Linked DNA regions of Homo sapiens: all the other regions are linked to region 2. Evidence: chromatin loops called from intact Hi-C (ENCODE). Cell type or tissue: mammary epithelial cell. All regions are shown on one strand. Region 1 overlaps LINC01448 (long intergenic non-protein coding RNA 1448). Region 2 has its middle 36 kb from the start of GLI3. Region 3 has its middle 130 kb from the start of LINC01448.

Region 1 (2,500 bases), 420 kb before region 2:
TAAAGAAGTCATCTGATCTTCTGTATCTCTGAGAACCACATTGTGAGTTGCTGTCAAAGATTCAGAGCCCAGTTTTAGGTCCTCAGGGAAGCAAACTGCTACTGGGAGCTATTTTCTTCGGGGAGTTGTGTAAGTCAAAACAAGTGTTTGGGAAAAAGTCCAATAATCAGCAAATGACAAAGTTCCATGCCAATGTGAAAATTGTGTACACACTAACAAGACATTGTTTGTTACTAAAATGGTTAAATAAAATTTAAAAATAGTAATTTGGACTCATTTGACTAGAATTACTTCCTCTCCAAAAGCAAGGATAAAGTAAACCATGTTTGGGTGACTATAACATACACATGCACACACATGCAAATATGCACACAACACACACATACACACATATACATAAATGTATACAAAATACACACATACAGTCACATGCTCATACATGTACATACACAAAACAACACACACATATATGTACTTACACACATATGTGCACATATGCACACACAGACATATATGAAAGGCAGAATGGGGAGAAAGAATTTCAAAAGCCTGGTGCTACTTTGAACCTATCTTCTTAGGAAGAAGGCAAAATCATCTTTTAGTGAGGAAGATACCTTAAGATAATTACAAAAATAAGGCCACTTGGGTAGGCCTTAAATAGGAAAAGAGAATAATAAGAATTTGGCAATTTGCAGTATGAAGGAGAATCTCTTGAAGAGGAGAAAATCCTGGGAGATGGGAAGGGCAGGCCAGGAAAGAACTCCACTATGGTGTCAGATGGCCCCTGGGTTCTTTCTTTAGTAATGCCCAGAAGTGAACTTGGAATTATTTCCTGTCTGGTGCTATAGTTCCTCTCAGCTACCCCAAAAACCTTACATCCTATTCTCTTGTATTGAACTTTGTGAGGAATGAAGGAAGGAGTAAGAGCAATAGGAAGGAGGTTATCAGATGTAGAAGCAGAGAGCAGGGTGAGACTATGACAAAGCCCATTTCCCCAGGTGTATTTGAAAGTGACTCTGGACAGCAGGAGTGGGTCCGGGAAAGTAGGCGAGCGCTTGGGTTACTCCTGCACTCGTTAAGTTGCCTTCTTTTGAGTCAGGAAAATATTTCCAGCAGCCACTGTGTTGCTCTGTGGCCCTCCCACAGGCTTCCTCTTTGCCCTCTGTGAGAGGGCTGAAGAGGTAAACATCTACAGCATTAGAGATTTTCCTTGGCTTGAAGTGAGTCTGAATGTTCGTGTGGATGCGAAGAGGCATTTGACCCCTAGAGGGTGATCACACCATATGGTAAAGGAGAGGACACCAGGAAGGCAAAAACAGAGAAGAAAACCGCACTAAGTTCCTTGTGTCCATTCCAGCTGATGTGTAATGGTATGTATAGTACCCCCGTGGGTATGGCAACCTCTCTCTGGGTATATCTCCTGGATTGTAAGGCAGAGTCTACTCTGGACTTGGAGTTTGGTGCCTTCCTGATGCAAAAAGCAGGGAGCTGGTAAGCCCCAGTCCTTCTGGTCACTCACAAGAGGTTTGGGAATGAGACTGGGTGAGGACCGGGATTCCCTCTACTTCTGCTGGTGAGACCAGCAGTCTCTGATGAAAACTGACTTTTCTGCAGACGTTGTGACTGCAGCTAGGCAGACCATGCCTGCAGGAAGGAAAGTGGGCCACCTCAGGGTGACTTCGAGACTGAAAACTAGGAATTGGGAGCAATAAAATAAGGCAAAATCACCCTAATATAACTGACTCTTAGCAGAGCTTTGGTGCAGCTTCCTAGTGTTGTGAGGCCCAGGGTTGAAAATGGAGTGACCCCATCCAGTCTCCACAGGACACAACTTCCCCTCCAGCTCCTGCCTCCTTAAAAGCCTGCAGCTGGCCGGTGAAGCCAGCTTCCCTCTTCTAAGGTGTGAGCCCACAGGCTCTCCTTCAGCCCAGGCAGGCTGCAGGAAGTCCCCAGCATTCCCCAGGGGGACGTGGAGGCCAGAACAACGTGTACATATTCCACAGCCTGTCCCTAAAAACAGGTAAAACCCAGAGACAAACCAGAGCTTTTTCATGTGCACTTTTCAATGAGTTTTGACAAAATTATATACGTATATAACCATCATCACAATCAAGACACAGAACACTTCAATCACCCCCAAAACTTTCTTGTGCCCATTCCCAGTCAGTTCCGCCTAACTCCCATCTCCACACACCCTCTGGCTGGCTTTTCTATCACTATAGATTGCTTTGGGCCTTCCTAGAGTTTCGTACAAATGGCATCAGATAGTATGTACTCCTTTTGTATCTAGCTTGTGTCATTCTGCAAGTTTTTGAGGTTCATCCATGTTGTTCATTTCTTTTCATTGCTAGCTAGTATTCCCGTGTATGGATGTGTCATAATTCATGTATTTACATGCTGATGGGCATTAGATTGCTCCCAGTTTTTGACTAATATGATTATAGCTGCTGTGAGCATTCATGTACAAGTCTTCCTATAGACCAGTGTTTTGATTTCCCTT
Region 2 (2,500 bases):
AGGCTCTAACTTTACAAATACTCTACTGTGCATACACATACAGACTGGAAACTTTCCATTTGGGGGGACCAGGTACTTTGTTATTAATTTTTCCTTTTCGCTATCTTAAATTCATTGTAATTTGTAATTGCTCCCATTTTTTGCTTTTTTAAGTATAAATTACTTCTTGACCTGATCATGTTGTGAGTTGATTGGTTATTCCCACAGCGTGGTGAGACAGCTAGATCAGCAATTTTTCTGACATAAAACTTCAAATTACTGGCCTTTACCACATACATATTTTGCAATTCAAGCATGACTCACTTTCTATTACTAATACGTATATGGAAAATCATCCCACTTTTTGTTTCGTACAATGCCTGTGCATTTGCGTTGTTTATACCATGAAGTTAACTGTAATAACATTACTGGACTATTTTTTAAGTTTACAGAACACAATTTCATAATATAAAACCTTGCATAGAAGTTAATAATTTCACAGTAAATATTAAGCAATTCATATATGCTTCTACCAAGTTTATTTGTGTATTTTATCCTTCCTTCTTTGTTACCCCAAAGTTATTTTCTACTGAAGAGTAATAATGGGAGTTAGGGACAGGGAGGCTTTTGCCTACTTCAGAACGCTGAGATTAGGGCTGTGGGGGAAGGGGAGAACAGAGTCTTTAACCAAAAAACAAAACAAAACAAAAATGCCAGGGAGCCTTAAAAGGTAGTTCTCTAAGTTACCAAAATCATATTGTTCTCCAGAATATATCATTATAACTAAAACAGTGTTGCACATGGAGACCCATCCAAATTATGTTTGCCCATGAGCTCCATAAAGAAGCCAAATATGTGTGACTCTGTTGCCCTGCAACAGGCATCTCCTGACTCCTCTGGCTGGTCATCTCACTATGCAGAGGCAGATTTACATCCAGATCATTTTAATCAGACCAAGGTTCTCCGTTGGCCAAGGAAGTGTGGGAATGTCATTCCCCAGAATGCTGTGCATGGCTTCCTCCCCACCCTGGAGGCAGATTCTAGCTCCTTGCCTCTGTGTTCTAGACTGAGTCACAGGCATCCTCTCAGGCATCCTTGCTCCCTCTTGCTGCTTTTAGTTGCAGTGCACTGCTTTCTGCCTCATGTTTCATTCTCAGCTTTGTCTCTTTATCTTTGACATTATTAACAAAGCAAAACACCTTTCTCTTCGATTCATAACCTTAACTTGGGCCTGTATGTACCTTGAAGATCTTCCCTGGATAGTCCACTTAGCAGGTGGTTTAATCCACTTTTTAACACCTCCAGCAAAAGATCTGTTTTGTGGGTAAGGGGAATTGCTTCTAGTTGGGCTCTGGTAGTAAGTGCAAGAGCCACCAGTCCTGGGGCCGATTCTCTGACATGTGAATCACCATCACCAGCATAAATAAAAGCCTATCCTGTTAAGTATCTGCTTGAATACAATGTACCACTGCTAGTCTGGTTCTCCATTCCTGCTGAGTATCAGGAAACAATGTAGAAGCCTATGGCAGGGAAGGGCACCCACAGAGTAAAGTGATGGCCCCCAGGTTCTCTGGTTGAGTCAAATCATGGCTCTGAGTCAGGGGTCATAGAGTGGAGAAGAGTTTAAATGTCTTTCATCCTTACTTCCATCAATTTTATGAGCCAGAATGCTGTGTCTTAACAAGGTGGTGGGTGGGCAAGCTACCAGTTCTCTTTCTTCCATCTATCTCCACTAATCTTAACAGTTTGTGAAAATTCCTCAAAGATTCTGTCAGCTAATTTTTTTTGAGAATTATTTGTGTTTCTGCATCAAGTTTAGTGAGAAGTTATAAAAGGTCACGACTTTTTAAAGTATGTTTAACAAAGTATTTAAATTGAAAACAGGGACCTCCAATTTTAAAATAAATTTTTGACATTTTTCTCCCACAGTTCTATCACACTGACCAGAAAAAAAAAATTAGGCAGCTCTGAAAACGAGGATCACAGGCAACATTTTGGAAAGTTCTTAGATGTATTCCTAAAAATTACTACCAAGCATATTTAGTTGTGGCTGGATTGAAATGCAGAACAAGTTTGTACATGCTTTGCCCTTCAAAATATACGATTTCCCTTTACAACAAAGTAGGTAGGACGAAGGTTCAAACTTCCCTCACTGTCTACTTCTAGCTGGGACATATGTGTTCTGTAACTGATGGGAAAAAGAGAAAAAGGAAATGTGTATAGCCATTACTGCCGAGGCACTGATTTCTGACACACATATTTATGCTCATCAGATCCATTCAGTGCTCCACGAGTTATCGGCATTCCCTTTTTACATTTGTTTAGAGGTTCCAGTTCAATGGAGAAGCAGATCTGTTTCATGGGCGGAGCTTCCTGCCCACTCCTAAGGGGCAACTGCTTCCTTCAGTTCAGTTCCGGTACTAAGCTGAAGAGCAACGTAGCCCTACAGTCAATTCTCTGACAATGTGAATCACAGGCATCTACACAAACCCAGCCTTTGAAGTGAACTCTTCACATATGT
Region 3 (2,500 bases), 300 kb before region 2:
ATAAACCATTTATTTTTTTTCAAATTTAGCATTTCCCTAATATATTTTACCATAAAGACTCTTTTTGTGGAGCTGGCTACCCATCATCCCTAGCTTTCATTTTACTTCTGTGATGAATTTGAGGAAATTTTACAATGGTCTATAGGTGAAGTATCATTCTTACATATAAGCCATTCCTCCAGAAAGCACATTACACCCATTATAGAGGAAATACTTCTTGAAAATAAAAGGCATAGGGCCCCTTTCTTGGAAGAATCTCTCTATAAATAGTATTAATTTTTTAGCTTAGACTATGAAAGATTAAGTGACGTGATCAAAGTTAGGGAAAGATTGTCTTTCTTTGATTTGGAAAGAGACCTGTATTTTCTCAGCAGCTGGCCTCTCTTTCCCTTAGAGTTTTGGAGCTTGGCCTCAAAATCTCTCTGGTGTGGTGAAAGGGCTTTTGCACTGGTTCTTTGCAAACCTGTAAAGATAAGCATGTGAGCCTAAAGGTCATTACTTCCTGGGGAAGAAAAAAACTCATGGCTTGAGGTTAGGAGGAAGAGCAAACCGAAGGCACATTCTCTTTTCCTTATATTCCTGCTGGCACAAAAGCAATTCTCTGATTCCTATCTACTCTGATTCCCTCAGCTACTTTTAAACAAAGGGAAAAATAATTCTGATGAGAACAAAATATTTATTTCTTCCACTCCAGTGTGGTCAGGGGTAACTCAGAAAGTTGGCTGAAACTTGAGTGCTGAGTGATGGTCTCTAAGCATCATCCAGCTCTGCCAAGTCCCTGGCCCTCGGGGCCACTCTGCCGGAGCTGAGGTTTCCTCTGCACTTCTTATACTGCAGCCCAAGCTCCAAGGGCCAGTGCTTCTTTCTGTTCAAACTTTCTGTTCAACCAAGCTTCACTAAGTAGGCACTCTGCCCTCTACAGCCATCCACCATCTTGGTCACCACATTCCTTGATACCAAAACCTTACCAGAGTCAACACATTGCCAGAATTGCATGACATTTATTGTGTGGCACTGAAGGGAGAGATGCCTCTTTCCCTTTCATTTTTGTGTGTTTATGCCCCTTCAAAGGGATTGCGAAGCAGCACTGTATATGACTGATTTCTTAAAGATACTTCTGTGAAATAACTCAGAATAATTTTGGTTCCTGATTTCATGAGAAAGAAAAGGTAAGTTTGATGAAGTTGTGATTGGAAAACAAATTTCAATAACTGAAACCGAGCTGTACTCAGAAATGCCCCTTGGTGGCAGCCAACACTCTGTTACTGAGGTGAGCCCTGTGTTCCTGACTTGGTCTTGCCCCAAATGAAGTTCTCCAAAGATGCTCCTCAGTCCCCATGAAAGCGGGCTTCTAGAGCTCTCACTTCCCCTGCCTGGATATACCTGAGTCCCATATTCAAGCCAGAATGCTCAATACAAGGTCACCAAATGAAATAGCAAAGATAGCAAAGGTAATATGAAGAGAATACCATTGATATTTTACACATCTTGAGTGACTGGTATTCACAGAGGTACAAGCGTAGTTTCCATTTACCTTCTTCTATGTCAGGGGCTGGAAAAACATTTTCTTTAAAGGAGCAGACGGTAAATATTTTAGGCTTTGCAGGCCATCTGGTTTGTGTCTGAATTACTCAACTCTGCTAGTGTAGCTCAAATCAGCCATAGACAATATGCAAATGAACGAGCATGTTTGTGTTCCAGTAAAGCTTTATTTACCAAAACAGGTGGCAGGCCAGATTTATTCTGCAGGTTGTAGTTTGCCAACCTCTGTTTCATGTGATTGAGGTATTTCAAGATCTTCTATCTTTGAAGTGTAAATGAAATGCTTGTAATTCATTTTGCTGATCTACATATCGAAAAAAAGCATTTGATTGATATTTTCTTTTGTTGTTGTTGTTCTTGGTCTTCCATTTAAATGTTCAGTGCTTTATAATTATGAACTGTTGAAACATGCCTTTAAGGTCTCGAATTGCAGTTAACTTGGGAGCTTGAGATATGAACAGTCTGGGAAATGTTTACTTAACTCAGTCATATTGCCAGAGCTAAGTAGGTATTTCTCAACCGCTCTCCCAAATACAGAAGTTAAACACAGCCTTAATGCTACCTCATGTGCACATGAAAAGACAGAAGAGGTACCTGATTCTTCTAAGACATCTATCAGCTTCTTCACTCCAACCCATTCCCAAGTAGTTTTAAGGCCACGATTATTTCACATCCACTTTCTGTAGCTGAGCCAAGACCATGCTATACACTTGATCTTAGCCAAAAGACTGAGAAGCAATCAAGACTACACTGTACAAACTTTCTCCTACTTTGTTTTCTGCCCTCTCTCCTTTGCTTTTCCATCCCTAGTTCCACCTTTTTGCAATTATGCCTTCAATGAGTGTCTAAAAATCGGCATATGCAAAATTAACATCAGGATTAAGAAAAAGATATGAAGAAATAAATATAGATGCACTATAGTTCCATGTAAGAGGATCTCAAAGTTGGAAAAATATTT

The links. Peaks named below come from ENCODE experiments on the same cell type or tissue, not always from the same donor. Only the 100,000 strongest peaks of a DNase experiment are listed, where the experiment ranks them.
Region 1: it touches region 2 in a loop (3-fold over the local background); 3 of 110 quality-filtered maps call a loop at or near these places.
Region 3: a loop joins it to region 2, with 8 times the contacts of the local background. A loop is called at or near these places in 2 of 110 quality-filtered maps.

The regions. Positions count from the first base shown.
Region 1 is chr7:42,690,004-42,692,503 of GRCh38, reverse strand. All of the region lies in intron 1 of LINC01448 (long intergenic non-protein coding RNA 1448), which reads left to right. Among named protein-coding and RNA genes, the nearest start is that of LINC01448, 15 kb to the left of the region's middle. In mammary epithelial cell, a CTCF peak has its summit at 1,267 (motif pointing right); a DNase peak (open chromatin) is centred at 1,273.
Region 2 is chr7:42,272,024-42,274,523 of GRCh38, reverse strand. No RefSeq gene overlaps it. Among named protein-coding and RNA genes, the nearest start is that of GLI3, 36 kb to the right of the region's middle. In mammary epithelial cell, a CTCF peak has its summit at 1,086; DNase peaks (open chromatin) are centred at 293 and 1,033; H3K27ac peaks cover 1,053 bases.
Region 3 is chr7:42,573,640-42,576,139 of GRCh38, reverse strand. No RefSeq gene overlaps it. Among named protein-coding and RNA genes, the nearest start is that of LINC01448, 130 kb to the left of the region's middle. In mammary epithelial cell, a CTCF peak has its summit at 1,243; no DNase peak of the experiment used is centred here.